Linked DNA regions of Mus musculus: region 1 is linked to region 2. Evidence: chromatin loops called from intact Hi-C (ENCODE). Cell type or tissue: left cerebral cortex. All regions are shown on one strand. Each heading gives the region's core, and the rest is flanking DNA. Links, peaks and the distances in the headings are about the cores only. Region 1 holds the start of Bdnf (brain derived neurotrophic factor). Region 2 has its middle 51 kb from the start of Gm39904.

Evidence for each region. Hi-C counts contacts between places; a loop is a spot of excess contacts. Peaks named below come from ENCODE experiments on the same cell type or tissue, not always from the same donor. Only the 100,000 strongest peaks of a DNase experiment are listed, where the experiment ranks them.
Region 1: a loop joins it to region 2, with 4 times the contacts of the local background. A loop is called at or near these places in 7 of 42 quality-filtered maps.

What each region holds. Positions count from the first base shown.
Region 1 is chr2:109,690,946-109,698,760 of GRCm38, forward strand. It overlaps Bdnf (brain derived neurotrophic factor), which reads left to right and starts at 2,618. Exons shown (of 2, transcript NM_001048142.1): 1 at 2,618-2,964. In left cerebral cortex, for the core only: a CTCF peak has its summit at 4,084 (motif pointing left); DNase peaks (open chromatin) are centred at 2,744, 3,399 and 4,077; H3K4me3 peaks cover 1,898 bases; H3K27ac peaks cover 418 bases.
Region 2 is chr2:107,970,455-107,978,269 of GRCm38, forward strand. No RefSeq gene overlaps it. Among named protein-coding and RNA genes, the nearest start is that of Gm39904, 51 kb to the left of the region's middle. In left cerebral cortex, for the core only: a CTCF peak has its summit at 3,308 (motif pointing right); a DNase peak (open chromatin) is centred at 3,259.

The DNA of each region.
Region 1 (7,815 bases), core at 2,543-5,042, 1.7 Mb after region 2:
GTTATATTCAGCCTATAACCTAGGAAGAAACAGAGGGTCTTTAAGGTGGCCCAAGCCTAGCTTCATGCCCTCTATCATCTGTGTTGTAAGATCCTTTGTTTTGATCACATGCTCCACCAAGTTGTCAGTGGGGCAAAGCGAACTGTGAGTGACACTCTGAGAGTGTGCATATATTTGAATAGCCTGACTATCCAGAGCAACAATTTGTAAGGGGACTCTAAAGTAGCTTGAGTTCTGATGATTTCCCTTTACTGAAGGACAAAGGGTAGAAGGAGGAGGCCTTTCTCGCTTGAGCTTTTGAGGTCTTTAAGGGTGGATCTCTGGTATTCTTGGTTGAATTACTATAAGGTATTGAATCTCTGGTTCTTCACTTATAAAACAGAAAGATTTCTGTCAGCAGGTTTTGGAAGCTTTCAAATAGCAAATATTAGTAATTTCACTTTGTTAACCATCAGCCCTTGGTAAATGAATCTCAGTATACACTACCGCCATATATTCAGTACAATAGCCCACTCTGGTGACAACAGACATCTGGGAAAAAGAACTGTTATGAACCTCCTTTCCTCTAGGAAATTTAATGTTTAAGCATTCAGATACAGTCATACAGCAATGCCTTAACAACGATTAAGTCATTCAGATTTCACAAGCATTCACATACAAGGGGTCACAGAAGTTGGGGTGCAAGAGTCTCGGATACCCATTTTTGCCTCCTTTCTGAGTCACATATGCCAATTTTTCACGGTGACTTGAAATCGTCTGTGAATGAATTGCTTATTACAGTGCTAATCACTGGGCCCTGTCTCAGACATACTAAAGGCCAGCCTTAGAAGAAGGAGCCTCTCTTTTAATCCTCAGACAGGTGATTATGTTAACAAGAGGCTGTGGCACCGTGCTCAATACTGCCCTCTTGTTCTTTTATATTTTTTTCTAAAAAAAAATAAAATAAAATGAATAATAAAGGTCTGTCTGCCCTAGCCTTTACTTATTGGCTGGATTAGAGGGGCAACGTTTAACAAAGCAGCAATCCAGGTAGACACTTGGCAGAGTTTATCATACAGCTAAATGAAAGTAGCCCTCCAGAACCTAGTCATGTAACTGATCTCTCATAGGTTAAAAAAAAAATCAAACAACCAAACAAAAACGGTCCAAAGACCACTCTCTGCTCTAGAGGAAGGGGGCTTAGTGAGCTACCCACCCCTCACCCTAAATCCTGGTTAAGTATATATACATATATATATTGATGTGTTGTTGCTGCCTAGATAATGACAGGCTTGGCTTCTGTGTGCGTGAATTTGCTAGGACTGGAAGTGAAAACATCTACAAAGCATGCAATGCCCTGGAACGGAATTCTTCTAATAAAAGATGTATCATTTTAAATGCGCGGAATTCTGATTCTGGTAATTCGTGCACTAGAGTGTCTATTTCGAGGCAGAGGAGGTATCATATGACAGCTCACGTCAAGGCAGCGTGGAGCCCTCTCGTGGACTCCCACCCACTTTCCCATTCACCGAGGAGAGGACTGCTCTCGCTGCCGCTCCCCCCACCCACCCCCGGCGAGCTAGCATGAAATCTCCCAGCCTCTGCCTAGATCAAATGGAGCTTCTCGCTGAAGGCGTGCGAGTATTACCTCCGCCATGCAATTTCCACTATCAATAATTTAACTTCTTTGCTGCAGAACAGGAGTACATATCGGCCACCAAAGACTCGCCCCCTCCCCCTTTTAACTGAAGAGAAGGGGAAATATATAGTAAGAGTCTAGAACCTTGGGGACCGGTCTTCCCCAGAGCAGCTGCCTTGATGTTTACTTTGACAAGTAGTGACTGAAAAAGGTGGGTTTCTTTTCTTTCTCTTTCCTCACCCCCCCCCCCGCCCCCGTTTGGTCTGCTGGGAAGCATATGGCTTTAGTGAGGTCTGTTATTGCCTAGGCTTCCCGGCTAGAAGCAGTAACTTGGTGTAATGCTATCCGGGGTTATTCATTAATAAAAAATACTGTTATTATCTTGATTGAATTCTATTAGGCACACTCCGGAGAGGTCAGGGCGCAAACTCTGGTTAAGCCGATGTGTTTAAGGTAGCGGAGTAAACCATAACCCCGCACACTCTGTGTAGTTTCATTGTGTGTTCGCTTTTTCTAGCTTTGTGGTGCGGGAAGGTGCGGGAAGGTGTGTCTGGGGCCGGGGCCTGGGGGTGGGGGTGGATGCACGCCCTCTCCCACAGAACTTGGGTGCTGGGATGGAAAAGATGGGGAGAGTTGCAAACCAGGGGAGAAAGATTTGAACGTGTGAGACTCACACTCGCTTCCTCCTACTCTAGAGCACATTGCGGGGAGTAGGGTGCCTAGGAACCGGGATTCGACCACCCCTCCTAGCAAAGGGCACCCTGCGGAGACCGCAGAGGGCAGGCACAGAGCTTTGGGTTTAAGCAGCGAGCTCCGGGGAAATGGAGAGAAGCCAGTGCAAGGCGATCAGGGATACCCCGAGGGCTTCCGAGGGCTTCCGAGGGCTTCCGAGGGCTGAGCCCCCGCAAGGAAAAGGCGCGTCGTCCCCTTTAAGCAGCCACCCCAATGGGTATCGGTGGCGCGGCGGAGCAGGGAGGGGATAGGGGCGGCGCTGTCTGACCAATCGAAGCTCAACCGAAGAGCTAAATAATGTCTGACCCCAGTGCCTGGCTCTGGCTGAGCTCTGGGTGCCCGTCGCTGCTGCCGTGCCGGGGCGCACCCGCTGGCTGGCTGTCGCACGGTTCCCAGTGCGCCCGGGACTCCCGGGCTTGGAGAAGGAAACCGCCTGGGGCGGCGCGCCACCTCCGCCTGGGAGGCTTTGATGAGACCCGGTTCCTTCAACTGCCACCACTGCCTTGGGGCAGACGAGAAAGCGCACGGGGCCCAGGGCAGGGCGCAGGGACCAGAAGCGTGACAACAATGTGACTCCACTGCCGGGGATCCGAGAGCTTTGTGTGGACCCTGAGGTAGGCGACTGCGGGGCGTGGGGCTAAGTGCGAGAGCCAGAGGCGCGTGCGCCCGGGAAAGTTGGCTAGGGGACTGAGAAGTTGTGGGACTGCAGAACTCCGGCTTCACCTTCGTCCCGGGACAGCGGAGGGGCGGGCTTGCTCCTGGGGAGCGTTCTCCCGGGATCCCACGACTCTGAGGGACAGTGCGACCCCAGGAATCCCTTCAGTGTGAGAGAAAAAGCCAAGGGAAGAGGACGACTTGCGCCATGGGAGCTAAGCCTGCGTCCCGGGGATCCCCGAAGTCCTCCCGCAGACGAGGAAGGGTGGTGAGAGAGATATAGAGCGACAGCTGTTGGGGGCTCAGACGGATGGCACCGGGACAGGGCTGGGATGAGAGCCCTTACCACCGGCTTAGGCACTCTCCACGCAAATTTGGACCGGGGTGGTGTGTAGTCCGAGAATGGGTCTTGGCGCCTTCTGTCCTCATCTCTTTTCCTGGGTATCACAACAGGCTGTTCACTGTCACCTGCTCTCTAGGGAGTACTACCAAAGCTTACTTACAGGTCCAAGGTCAACGTTTAACTAGGAAAACTTGGGACCCTTCTTATCGCTGGGGCCTGAAAGGGTCTGCGGAACTCCAGGACAGCCTGTATCCGACCCTCTGTCCATCCTGCGCACCTCCCTTTGGGCATCCTCCTGAGGAAGTGAAAGTTTTGACTTTCATCCGGGAGTAGGTTGGGTGTTTATGGAGGATGAAGAGGCTAGTTTTGATTTCCAGGGATGCTGAAACAGGAAGAGCAATGGATAAGCGACCTAAGCGTAGAAAGAAATAGCTGAAGATGGGGGCTTTGTGCTTGATGACAAGGAAGAAGGGGAAATTGCTGCCGGGGGTGGGGGGGGGGTGGTGTTGTTCCCCCCGGGGCTGCTGAGGGCGGTGAGCCACAGGCTGTGAGTTTGAGTTTGAACTGGTGTTTTAGTGAAAACAATTCGTGAGTTGGGGGTGGAGCCTGGGCTAGGAAACTGGGGATGGGGACTTGGGGATGGGGGGAGCCGGAGGGAGAGAGGGAGGATCCAAGGAGGAGGGAGGGGAGGGCCAGGAGAGCTGAGCTAGGAAGGTAGAGGGTGCCCTCTTCTGGCCACACTGGCAAGAGTAGCTGCTGGGGCTCGTCGAATGGGGGCGGGGAAGTGTTTTAGGGGCAGTTTTGCTGGTCGTTATGGGGGTTGCGAGTAGAAACTTGTTGAGTGGCGTTTTGAAACAGCTTCCTGAAGATGTGCGGCTCGGTTCGGAATTTTGGCTTGTTGCATTTCTTTCCTTGAGTTGCCGGGGTGCTTTGAGATACCATTGACTAAGTGCTAGGATTTTCTTGATCTTACTTGAGGGTCTTCCCGGCATCCTAAAATATCCGTCTTCTCAGCGTCAACAACAGCCTTTTAGCCCCTCTCACAAGAATACAGGATGTTCTTGTCTGGAAGTATGTTTCTGCCTGTTTATTAATCCTTCTAGAACTTATCCTTTTTTTAAAAAGAAAGCGATGTATAATTAGGAACAGTAATTGTTATCTAATTGTATATGAAAGGCTAAATGACTCCCCCTTCCCAACAATTGGATCAACTTACTGAAAAATATACCCCTCTTTTAATTCTTCTCCAAAAATCGATTCTTTTATACATTAGTTATAAGGTCAAAAGCCATTTTGATCCTTCGATTGATTTTTGTTTTGTCTTGTTGCATTATTTATTTATTTATTTTATTTACGGGTTTGATTCCTCTAAGCATCCGGGCCCCTGTAAGTTTGAGACACTATTTTCAGGTCGGAGGTATCTGAGGTTAGAACAAGAGCGGTTCAAGCTGTTACACACAATAGGCTTAGTCAGGCGCAGAGGATGAAATAACATTAGGGAGCTTTAAAAATAATTACTGCAGTTCACTGATTTTTCATAAGGTTTGGAGGTTTTGGTTTGTTCTTCCTCCCCTCCTCCCCAAGGCAAGAGAGAGAGAGAGAGAGAGAGAGAGAGAGAGAGAGAGAGAGAGAGAGAGAGACTTGTTGAAACGTAATCTCTACTGGAATTTGAAATATGGTAGTTACCATTATTGGAATTCCAGAATCATAAAGTTGTTTTCTGTTCCTCTTCTATGTTATTTTGTAAAAATGGGATAAATATTGGTAAATATTAATAGTAAATACAACGACACAGAACACACGTTGTATAGAGAACTGTTTTACGTCATTAAAATTTTCCTGTTTATAAATGATTCAGGAAGAAAGAAATAATTCCCAGATAAACAAGACTGTTGTGCATGACGTAGACATCTTGAAGCATTAGACCATTGCAGACACACTTAGACATAACATTTTTTAAAACAGACTAACAGTAATTTTTCACATACTTCTAGAGTCTCTCACAGCCCATTCAGAGCTTAGTTTGTAGTTTGGAATCATGCTTGTTTTAGGGTGCTACTTAAGGTCATTTGAAAGGATTGCAAACCTTTATGCATCCAGAAATTAAATCATTTAGGAAATCTGGTTTAGGATGCCTTGAAAGTATGCACCCTTTTAACTGCATACAAGAGGAACCTAGAAAGTGATCATTTGCCTAAACTGCAGCCATGGTTGCTTAAATCTCCTAAAGGTCCCAAGAGAGAAAAGGAGCTGGGTTACTTCTAGTTCATCTTGACTCGCTGGGAGGGAGAAATCATATTAAATGTAAATGCAAATTTCTAAAATCCTAGCACAAAGTCTTGGATTTTCTTTTAAAGGGGGCACCATTAAAATATAAGCTGTTCCCAGCTTCCTGTAATGTTTTAAGAGTCCAATTCTTTTTAATAGTCCCAATAATCTCATTTCTTCCGAATATAAATAGCTCTGGGTTGTAGCTTGGCACACGGAGCAGGCTGAGCACGCCCACCTGATAGTATAGCAACCAGCTTGTTTTTATTCTTTTTTAGATTCATCTTTGAAGCCTTTAGTAAAATCCATCTCCCCCTTCCCCCCTTCTTTCCCCACACTCCACATACCCTATATGTTGTAAATTGTAGCACAGTTGGCAGATTTGGGTTCTATAGATGTTATCTTCTAATCACCAAGAGAATCTGAGATGCACGACATGGAAGGAAAGGTCACACACAAGTAGTTCATTAAGAATTTAAGGTGTAGGAATTTAGTCCCGGAGTAGAGCAAAGAGCAGTTGTGGATTTTCTGAATGAAAACAGAACACAGCAAGAGGAGGGCAGCTAAACCTTTGACTGTTATGGAAGACACACTCCTGCTGCAGCAGTTATAGTGTACTGATCTCCTGCTAATGGTTAAAACACCAGCCTGTGTTTCTCTCCTTGTGGGGACGGTTTCCGTTTGTGTGAGGGGGCTCTTTTGGTCCTGTGACAGTGAGTATCTCTTTTTAATGGGGTAATTGCTCACTTGTCTCAACTTGTTTTCAAACAATTGTTATGAAGCACTTCGTTTCCACTAATTGCAAAATTGCTGCTTAATTGAAGGACTCTCAGCCGCCTAGTGCAGCCATTCAGCCACTGGCAGGCTCTGTGAGCTCAAGCTGTGAATTGCATTTTAAAGAGGAATCAGAAGAGAGTTTTGCAGAATTCCAACTTGAAAATGCTGGCTGTTGTTCACTGGAGGCAGAAGGAGCCATTTGAAGGATAATCACATTAAGTTGCATTATGATAAATTTTCTTTATTAGGATGGATAACATGCCCAGATGGGCATCAGAAGTGAATGAGTAGACGTATTGGTTACACTCTGGCCTCCATTTATTCTGTCTAGTATGGAGTAATGCTAAGAAGTAAATGATGTTGGCAAATGAAATCCGTTTGTCACTGGCATTGGGGAGTTAACCCTTGGAAACATCACTAAAGCTTTAGTACTTTAAAACTTAGGGAAGTGCATCCTTAAAGCCCCTCCATCTTCCACTTAGGGATGAGATTATTAATCCTAAATAATTTTACACTTGATCTTAGCCAAAAGGCCTAAAAGCAATAATCCTAAGTAATTTTATATTTCAAAGAATTACTAAACTTCCATCACTCTATCACAGGAATATGAAAACTTCAGAAAGTTATGGACCCAATTACTGAATAATGGAGTCATTGTTGATAGATTTAAAAAAAAAATGACGAAACTCAGTAGTTGCATGGGTATTTGAAAATTGTTAAGGGGGAAGGGAATGCTATCAGATCGATAGGTAGATAGATAGATAGATAGATAGATAGATAGATAGATAGATAGATAGATAGATGAAAGAAAGAATGAATTACAAGCAGTATGGCAAATTTCATTTATGTAAGTACCAAAGTGCAACTACAAACTCTGAGACACACCTTTGGTGAGGTAAATCTGACCAAACATTGTGGATGGCTATGGAGTAGCTAGTTGTCCTGAAGTTTCATTTATACATGGCCTGAAGTTCAAGGATGGTTACATTTGGAGAGCGAGGGGAGTAACATAAATTTACAAGCTTCAGTGGCAGGCATAATAAAGTAAAAGGTTATTTCCAAAGTTCCCAGAGAGTAATGAATGTTATGTAGTTTTCCCCAAAGGTTCACTTGAAAGAACTTTTCATTGGTTGTCATGGTCGTAATGTCCTGATTTTGAAAGCTTACAGAACCTTGGCGCTTTTAAATCTGCTTTCATCTCAGTTGCTTTGGTCTGACTGGGATTTTATGACGACCTTCTGTGGTTTTGATATGCCTCCACATTTTTTGGAGGGAAGGCAGGCAAAGGAGGATATCCTAATTTCAATATAACCAGGAAATACAAAAAAAATTACATGATTTTTTTTAAGTCACTGTACTTCAGATTGTTCTTTTTAATCCAAAATCAGTTTGTTTTTTTAAATTTCAACTAGTCTATATGAAA
Region 2 (7,815 bases), core at 2,100-4,599:
GCCTTTTCTGATGCCCATGGGGGGAAATCAGTTTTAGACTGCTAGCACACACATCTAAAAGTTCAATGAACTTCAGTTAGTTGCTATGCCAACCAGCAGAAGACCTGTCCAGATATGAATTGATCACACGAATAAAAATCTCCCCGAAGATGACGCTTGTTTGGGTTAAGGGCACAGTCTTTGTAACAGCCCTCGACAAATCATACATCTTTTGGCTTTGAATATATATTTGGGGATGACTACCCAAATTTCCTAAGTGTACTCCAAAATGCCGCTTTCTCACCATAGGAAATAAAGAAGATTCTTCTGGAGGAGTTTATCTTTTCTGTTCTTTTTCCTCTTCTGTTGTGTGTGTGTGCGTGCGTGTGTGTGTGTGTGTGTGTGTGTGTGTGTGTGTGTGTGTGTATGTTTGTGTGTGTGTGTGTTTGTGTGTGTGTGTGTCTGTGTGTGTGTATTGTGACTTAGAATTGATCTTATAATTCTCATTTTTACTCTGTCATATTACACATATGCTAGTCTTAACTTTCATCTCTTTCCTCTTTTTGCTGGACTCAAAGCAAAAGGAGACTGAAAAAAAAGAACTATGCAGTATATGCTATAAAGAATGGTGAATTTAAATTCAAGTCCTCAATTTAAGGAAAAAGGTCCCTGGCAAGGGACACAGAGACACTCATATAAATTCTCAAATAAATATGATACTGATTATATTAAATATTTCAACAAAATCTGTATCTGCCTTCGAAAATAAAAATAATACAAGCAAGAATGAACACTTGTTTTCTGAAGAATATTTTAAATTCTAAAACCCTACTTTTCTAGAAAATTTCAAAGGAGTACCTACCCTCAATTTGATTAATCTCTTATCTCTGATAAGAGTGAGTTGTATCTATAATCAAATATTGGACTATTCTTTTTTAAAAAAAGAAAATTCATAGACAGTAAAACAGATCTTAAAATTTAGAAATAGATGGATTCTATATTCAATCATCCCATGTTTCAATTTTTAGGTGATAGTTAAGGGTCAAAGATTCATTTACAAAACAGAAAAAATATATCTACAATAGAATAATATTCACATGCTATCAATTAATTCTGCCCTAAAGCATCACTAAGGATCTGAGTGAGATAATGTGGTGATTACCTATGGACTTTAAGGGCTCCTCATGTATCATTAAAATTACCCATTAGACTTGATAGAAAGTTGACGTATTGGTGAGTGTGGTAGAAGTTGGGGTGATAAGAATTTTCAACTCATTCTCCTTGTAGTGATACAATCTGGTAGTGGTGAAAATACCCCTCCTTCACCTATTTCAGACCATCCCCATCAGTGCTGTGAAACACAAGTCGTATCCATCCTTAAAAGAAAGCTATGTACCTTTGATGTACCTTTGTTTATATCACTGTTTCCCTCCACTCAGTCTAATAAAATATATTAAGTGTAAGATGCAAGAGAAGCATTTTGTAGGAAATTCTATTTCAACCAGAAGAGAAAAGACAGGATGATGAACAAAAACTTATGAGGAACTGTTGGCATTTGGAGGAGGGATGTGAGTGGGGTACACAACTTCTTAGAACACTTTGGTCTCCAACTGTTCTTGGGTAGTTTAAGGTTTCTGTGCAGGCAGCCCTAGGGTCTAAAGTGGAAATCTGTGGGGAGTGAGGGAGACCAGATGAGCTCTTGGGTTTTCATCTTCTCACTTAGTCTTTACACATATCTATCTTACACAATGGAATTCTTCAAAAGACCTTATTTGAAGAATTAGGTGAATTGAAAAAAAAACATAAAATGACCAAGAACAGAAAACTACTGAATGTTTGAGAGCTTAGGAAGGACATTTTCATGTTAGCATGATCAAATGTCATGTTTTCCTGTTTTCATCCTCCATGTTTCATCTTCCAATGTACCCTGTCTTGGTCAAGAACAAACAGTATCTATGGGGAATCTACATGAAAATTCTTGGCTCCTGTCCCAGAACTACCTGAAACAAAAAACTCTGAGGGATTCTCCCAACACCCTGTATTAAAAATAAAATTGTTTATCAGTGTTTTCCTGCATGTTTGTCTGTGTTCCACTTGCCTGGTTTCAGAAGATGAAGAGGACACCGGATCCCATGGAAGTGACATTACCTGGCTGCTAGGAATTGAATGACTTGGTTCCTCTGGAAAAATAGTCAGTGCTCTTAACTGAAGTGCCATATCTCCATGCCTCATCCCAGTTAACATCACATTTATGCATATATGCATTACAAGACCTATGTTGATTTTTAATAAATAATTAAATTTAAGAAAAACATCAATAAAGTTTTATTTACAAAGAAAAAGAAATTAGACAAGATGAGTAGAAAGAATCTACCCATGGTGCTTATTATTGTCAACTTGACAAACTCTTGAATTACTGAAGAGATATCCATGAAGGATTATCTAGATTAGGGTAAATGAGCCCATCTAAGTGTACATAAACACCATGTCATGGGCTATCCGTCATCTTGGGTGGAATACACAGAAAAGATGGAGCTGTACAATAACGTTCATTGGTTTGTTCTGGATGTAATGTGACTCCCTGTAGTCATGCTTCTGCCACCATTCCTGCCTCACTATGATGGAGCACAGACCCTTGAATTGTGAACCAGAATCACTTATTCCTTCCTTTTGTAAAAATAGCTCATCATATCAACAATCAAGTGCATTAACAGGTCTGGCTCTGGGTAAAATTTTTTCCAATTAGATCTTCATCTGCTCCATCTAGTGCCATAGAGAAACTTTAGGCTTCAGTAATAGGGAAAGGCCCATTTTCAAGCTTGATAAGTAGAAATCAAAACAAGGCATTGCCCAAACTATTATAATACCTTTAGAACCAATAAAAACCTTTCACAATGGAACGTCTGGTCAAAAGTGACTATTTAAAGACAGGTAGAGCTAAGTGAGAGTCAATAATTAAGCCAGATCTGTGTTAAATTTCTTCTGGATGGATGCAGTCCTATACTTGTTTTGGTGTGTGCCTAATGGGTTCACTTATCAAAATAGCTATTGTTTATGAATTCTACCCTTCTAGGTCACCAGATGATGCACATCTCAGAATAGTACTCAAGGAAGTGGTAGCCAGAGAGAGTGAGGCAGGGTGATTGAAGTTAGCTGCATTCCTAGAATCAGGCATCTGCAGCAGAGGCTGCCTTCCTGAAATGATGACACATCTGAGTGAGACTGTTCTGGGAGTTGGTTTGTGCCAGAGCTGCAGTTAGACTTTTGCTCAGCTCTAAACCCAGGCTGTAGTCACACCTTCTGTTTCTAAGACGGTGTCCCACTAGATGGCTCCAGCGTGTCTCTCCTGCACAGAAGTCAGATCCGGAAATGTTTTGGACTGTGGTTTGTGATCCATTTCAGCCATTTTCCTCCACAATTGACTACCACTCAACCAAAAGCAATGTACCATTTCCATCATCCCAGAGTGACCCATTGATGGTTTACAAAACGGAAATATCAGTGTTTCAGATTTGTTAAGTGCTTGACTTTTCAACATTCTTAACTTTAAAGCCCCCTTTCAACCTTGTGATTTATCTAAACTGAAATTTTCATGAAACTGAATTACCAAACGCTGTGTGAGTGTGTTTGTGTGTGAGTGTGTTTGTGTGTGTGTGTGTGTGTGTGTGTGTAATGTTGGGGTCATACTATTACTATACATTTATCTAAGCCTTACATTTGGTAAGTAGAGATACTTCTTTTATGAATAGCATAGAAAAAAGGCTTTAAAATGGAAACAGAATGTATTAAAGAAAACATCTTATATGAGAGAAAATTTGACTGCAAAAAGTCAAAGAATATTGGTATTTGAAAAATCTTACAACTCTTATGCACATTTCACTAAACCATATCCCATATGTAAATGAATTTTTAACCTTCTACTTCCTTGACATTTTACATCTGGGTAGAACTGATTTTCAAAGGTTCCTGAACAGATATTTTGCTCCTCGTTCTTTAATATTTTGAAAGTACCTTTTACTAGAAGTCAGTTTGATATACTAATGATATATATGTGAATTTATGAGGCATGGTGGATAACTTGTTAAATATAACACTCAAACTAGTTGTGAAAAAAGTGTTTTGTAAACTTATCTCTTCCTTGTTGAAATAACTAGACCAACTAAGAGTCTGAGATAATGTTTAATCAGTTCCCTAGAGCTGTTCAGTAAATGTCTTTCACTTTCTGCATCATATTGCTTATACTTATGATACCAATGCAGATGAAGACAAAATGGAAGTCTATGTTTCTGAGTCACTGAACCCAAAAATTTTTGGGTTATTTGTCAGGACCACCTGTGAAAAAAATAATAGCACAGTATGGGTGTCACCTGAATTATTTTCCCAGCCGTACCTCTTAGTAGTAGAAATTGGCTCTCTTATCCTTTCACTAAGGATATCTTGCTTATAAGAAAGAACAAAAATAAAAACCTTACTATAGTCTTTCTTCTGAAGTCTGTACACATCTCTGTATTTAGAACCCAGTTAGCTTTGCCTCTTTTCTGCATGCCACTTTCCGCCGTTTGAAGTATTTATTGATTCATAGTGAGTTATCACTAGGCTATGTCTAGACTGCAAATTTTATGAAAGAAACAATATCTAAGCACAAGCAGCTTTCCATAGAATGAACTAAAAAATGAACCTATGAATATTGGTGGGGGGGAACTGTTTTGAGCCTATAGTCATTCTATGGAGAATTTTTACTGTTCTACTTGGCAATCCAATTTCCTTTTTCTTGTATGCTTATTTATCCTTTTTGTGAATGTAAAGCTGGTACAATGTGTATAGTTACCATTGTTTGTTTCTTAGAAAATCTTATATTTTAGAATCAATTGTGAAAAACATATTCATTTTGGAGAATGCTTTATTATATAAAACAATCTCAGGGACACATGAATTTTGTGAATAGAAAAACACTTCTACTTGAAAGATGACATGACCCTAAGTATTATGAAAATAAAAGTGTAGGTTATAGACAGAGGATGGGTATTCTAGAGAGTTCCAAGTTTTATTTATTAAAATAAATTTAAATGAACATTCCTTCTACTTTTTAGATGCCTTCTGCATTTTCTAAGTAGTTAACATGGTAAAATCTAATGACTAAGTCAATTGACTTCAAAGCTTGTGGAAAGCCAAATTGACATTGCTGGGACTGTAAGCTTTAAAAAATATTATCATAACTATTCTTTGCAAATAAAAAAACTTCCAACAGACTTGTTCAAACGTAGCTTCTAAGATGTTGAAAAAAACTCCTAGACAAGGAATCTTCTTGGCTATTGCTATCCTTCTGACTGAATGCATTTCCTGGACATTTTACCCAATCCAAAATATATTCTGAATTAATTATTTAACTTTTTAAAACTTATTTTCTTTCTTTGTTTATTAAAACTTTTTTTTTCAACCCCAGCACTTGGGAGGCAGGGGCAGGCAGATTTCTGAGTTCATGGACAGCCAGGGCTTCACAGAGAAACCCTGTCTCACAAAGAACAAAAAACAAACAACAACAACAACAAAAAAAAAAAGGGAAAAAAAGACACTTTTTTCTTCAGTAGCAAAAATCACAACTTCATCGGTTTTTGCTCTCTCAGTATCCATGATTTTCAAATTCTGTCAGAGATATTACCCAATTCCATTCCTTACTTGCTTCACAACATTCCAAAACTTCAGAATTGATTCTGAGTAGACAAGTACTGTCTTAGTTAATACTGTGTTGCTATAAAGAGACAGCATGCTCAAAGCAAGTCATAAAAATATACAGGGAGGGATCCATGGCTCCGGATACATATTGCCTTGTCTGACATCAATGGGAGGGTAGGTCCTTGGTCCTGGGGAGGTTTGATGCCCCAGCATAGGGGGATGCTGGAGAGGTGGAGCAGGAGTGGGTGGGTAAGGGAGTACCCTCATAGAGGCAGAGGGGAGGGTGGAGAGGGCAGATGTGGGATGGGTGGATTTGTAGAGGGGAAACTGGGAAGGGGATTATCATTTGAGATGTCAACGAATGGAATGATCAATATAAGAAGAAATTTGTTTTGGCGATTACTTATAGTTTTAGAGTGTTCCTCCATGATCATCATAGCAGAATCATATAAAGATAGTGCTGGAGCAGTAACTGAGAGTTTACATGTTAGTCTGTAGGCATTGTACAGGAGGAGGTGGGTAGAAGGGAAAAGAAAAAGAGATTAAGAGAGACTAGGCCTGGCATAGGCTTTTTAAACCTCAAAGCACTAATGACAAACTTCCTCCAAGAGTACACTTGTTCAAACAAGCCCACTCCTCCCAATCATTCCCGGGCAGTTCCACTAAGTAGGAACCAAGAACTCAAACATCATCCTATGAGGATATTCAAATTCGAGCGGTCGCCATCTTGGTCCGGGACCCTCCGAACTTAGGAAATTAGTCTGAACAGGTGAGAGGGTGCGCCAGAGAACCTGACAGCTTCTGGAACAGGCGAAAGCACAGAGGCGCTGAGGCAGCACCCTTTGTGGGCTGGGGACAGCCAGCCAACGTCCGGACCGGAGGACAGGTGCCCGCCCGGCTGGGGAGGCGGCCTAAGCCACAGCAGCAGCGGTCGCCATCTTGGTCCGGGACCCGCCGAACTTAGGAAATTAGTCTGAACAGGTGAGAGGGTGCGCCAGAGAACCTGACAGCTTCTGGAACAGGCAGAAGCACAGAGGCGCTGAGGCAGCACCCTGTGTGGGCCGGGGACAGCCGGCCACCTCCCGGACCGGAGGACAGGTGCCCGCCCGGCTGGGGAGGCGGCCTAAGCCACAGCAGCAGCGGTCGCCATCTTGGTCCCGGGACTCCAAGGAACTTAGGAATTTAGTCTGCTTAGGTGAGAGTCTGTACCACCTGGGAACTGCCAAAGCAACACACTGTCTGAGAAAGGTCCTGTTTTGGGCCTTCTTCTTCGGCCAGGAGGAGGTCCAAATACAAGATATCTGCGCACCTTCCCTGTAAGAGAGCTTGCCAGCAGAGAGTGCTCTGAGCACTGAAACTCAGAGGAGAGAATCTGTCTCCCAGGTCTGCTGATAGACGGTAACAGAATCACCAGAAGAACAATCTCTAAACAGAGTCAACTATAACTACTAACTCCAGAGATTACCAGATGGCGAAAGGTAAACGGAGGAATCTTACTAACAGGAACCAAGACCACTCACCATCACCAGAACCCAGCACACCCACTTCGCCCAGTCCAGGGAACCCCAACACACCTGAGAACCTAGACCTAGATTTAAAAGCATATCTCATGATGATGGTAGAGGACATCAAGAAGGACTTTAATAAATCACTTAAAGAAATACAGGAGAACACTGCTAAAGAGTTACAAGTCCTTAAAGAAAAACAGGAAAACACAATCAAACAGGTAGAAGTCCTTACAGAAAAAGAGGAAAAAACATACAAACAGGTGATGGAAATGAACAAAACCATACTAGACCTAAAAAGGGAAGTAGACACAATAAAGAAAACTCAAAGCGAGGCAACACTAGAGATAGAAACCCTAGGAAAGAAATCTGGAACCATAGATTTGAGCATCAGCAACAGAATACAAGAGATGGAAGAGAGAATCTCAGGTGCAGAAGATTCCATAGAGAACATCGGCACAACAATCAAAGAAAATGGAAAATGCAAAAAGATCCTAACTCAAAATATCCAGGAAATCCAGGACACAATAAGAAGACCAAACGTACGGATAATAGGAGTGGATGAGAATGAAGATTTTCAACTCAAAGGTCCAGCAAACATCTTCAACAAAATTATTGAAGAAAACTTCCCAAATCTAAAGAATGAGATGCATATGAA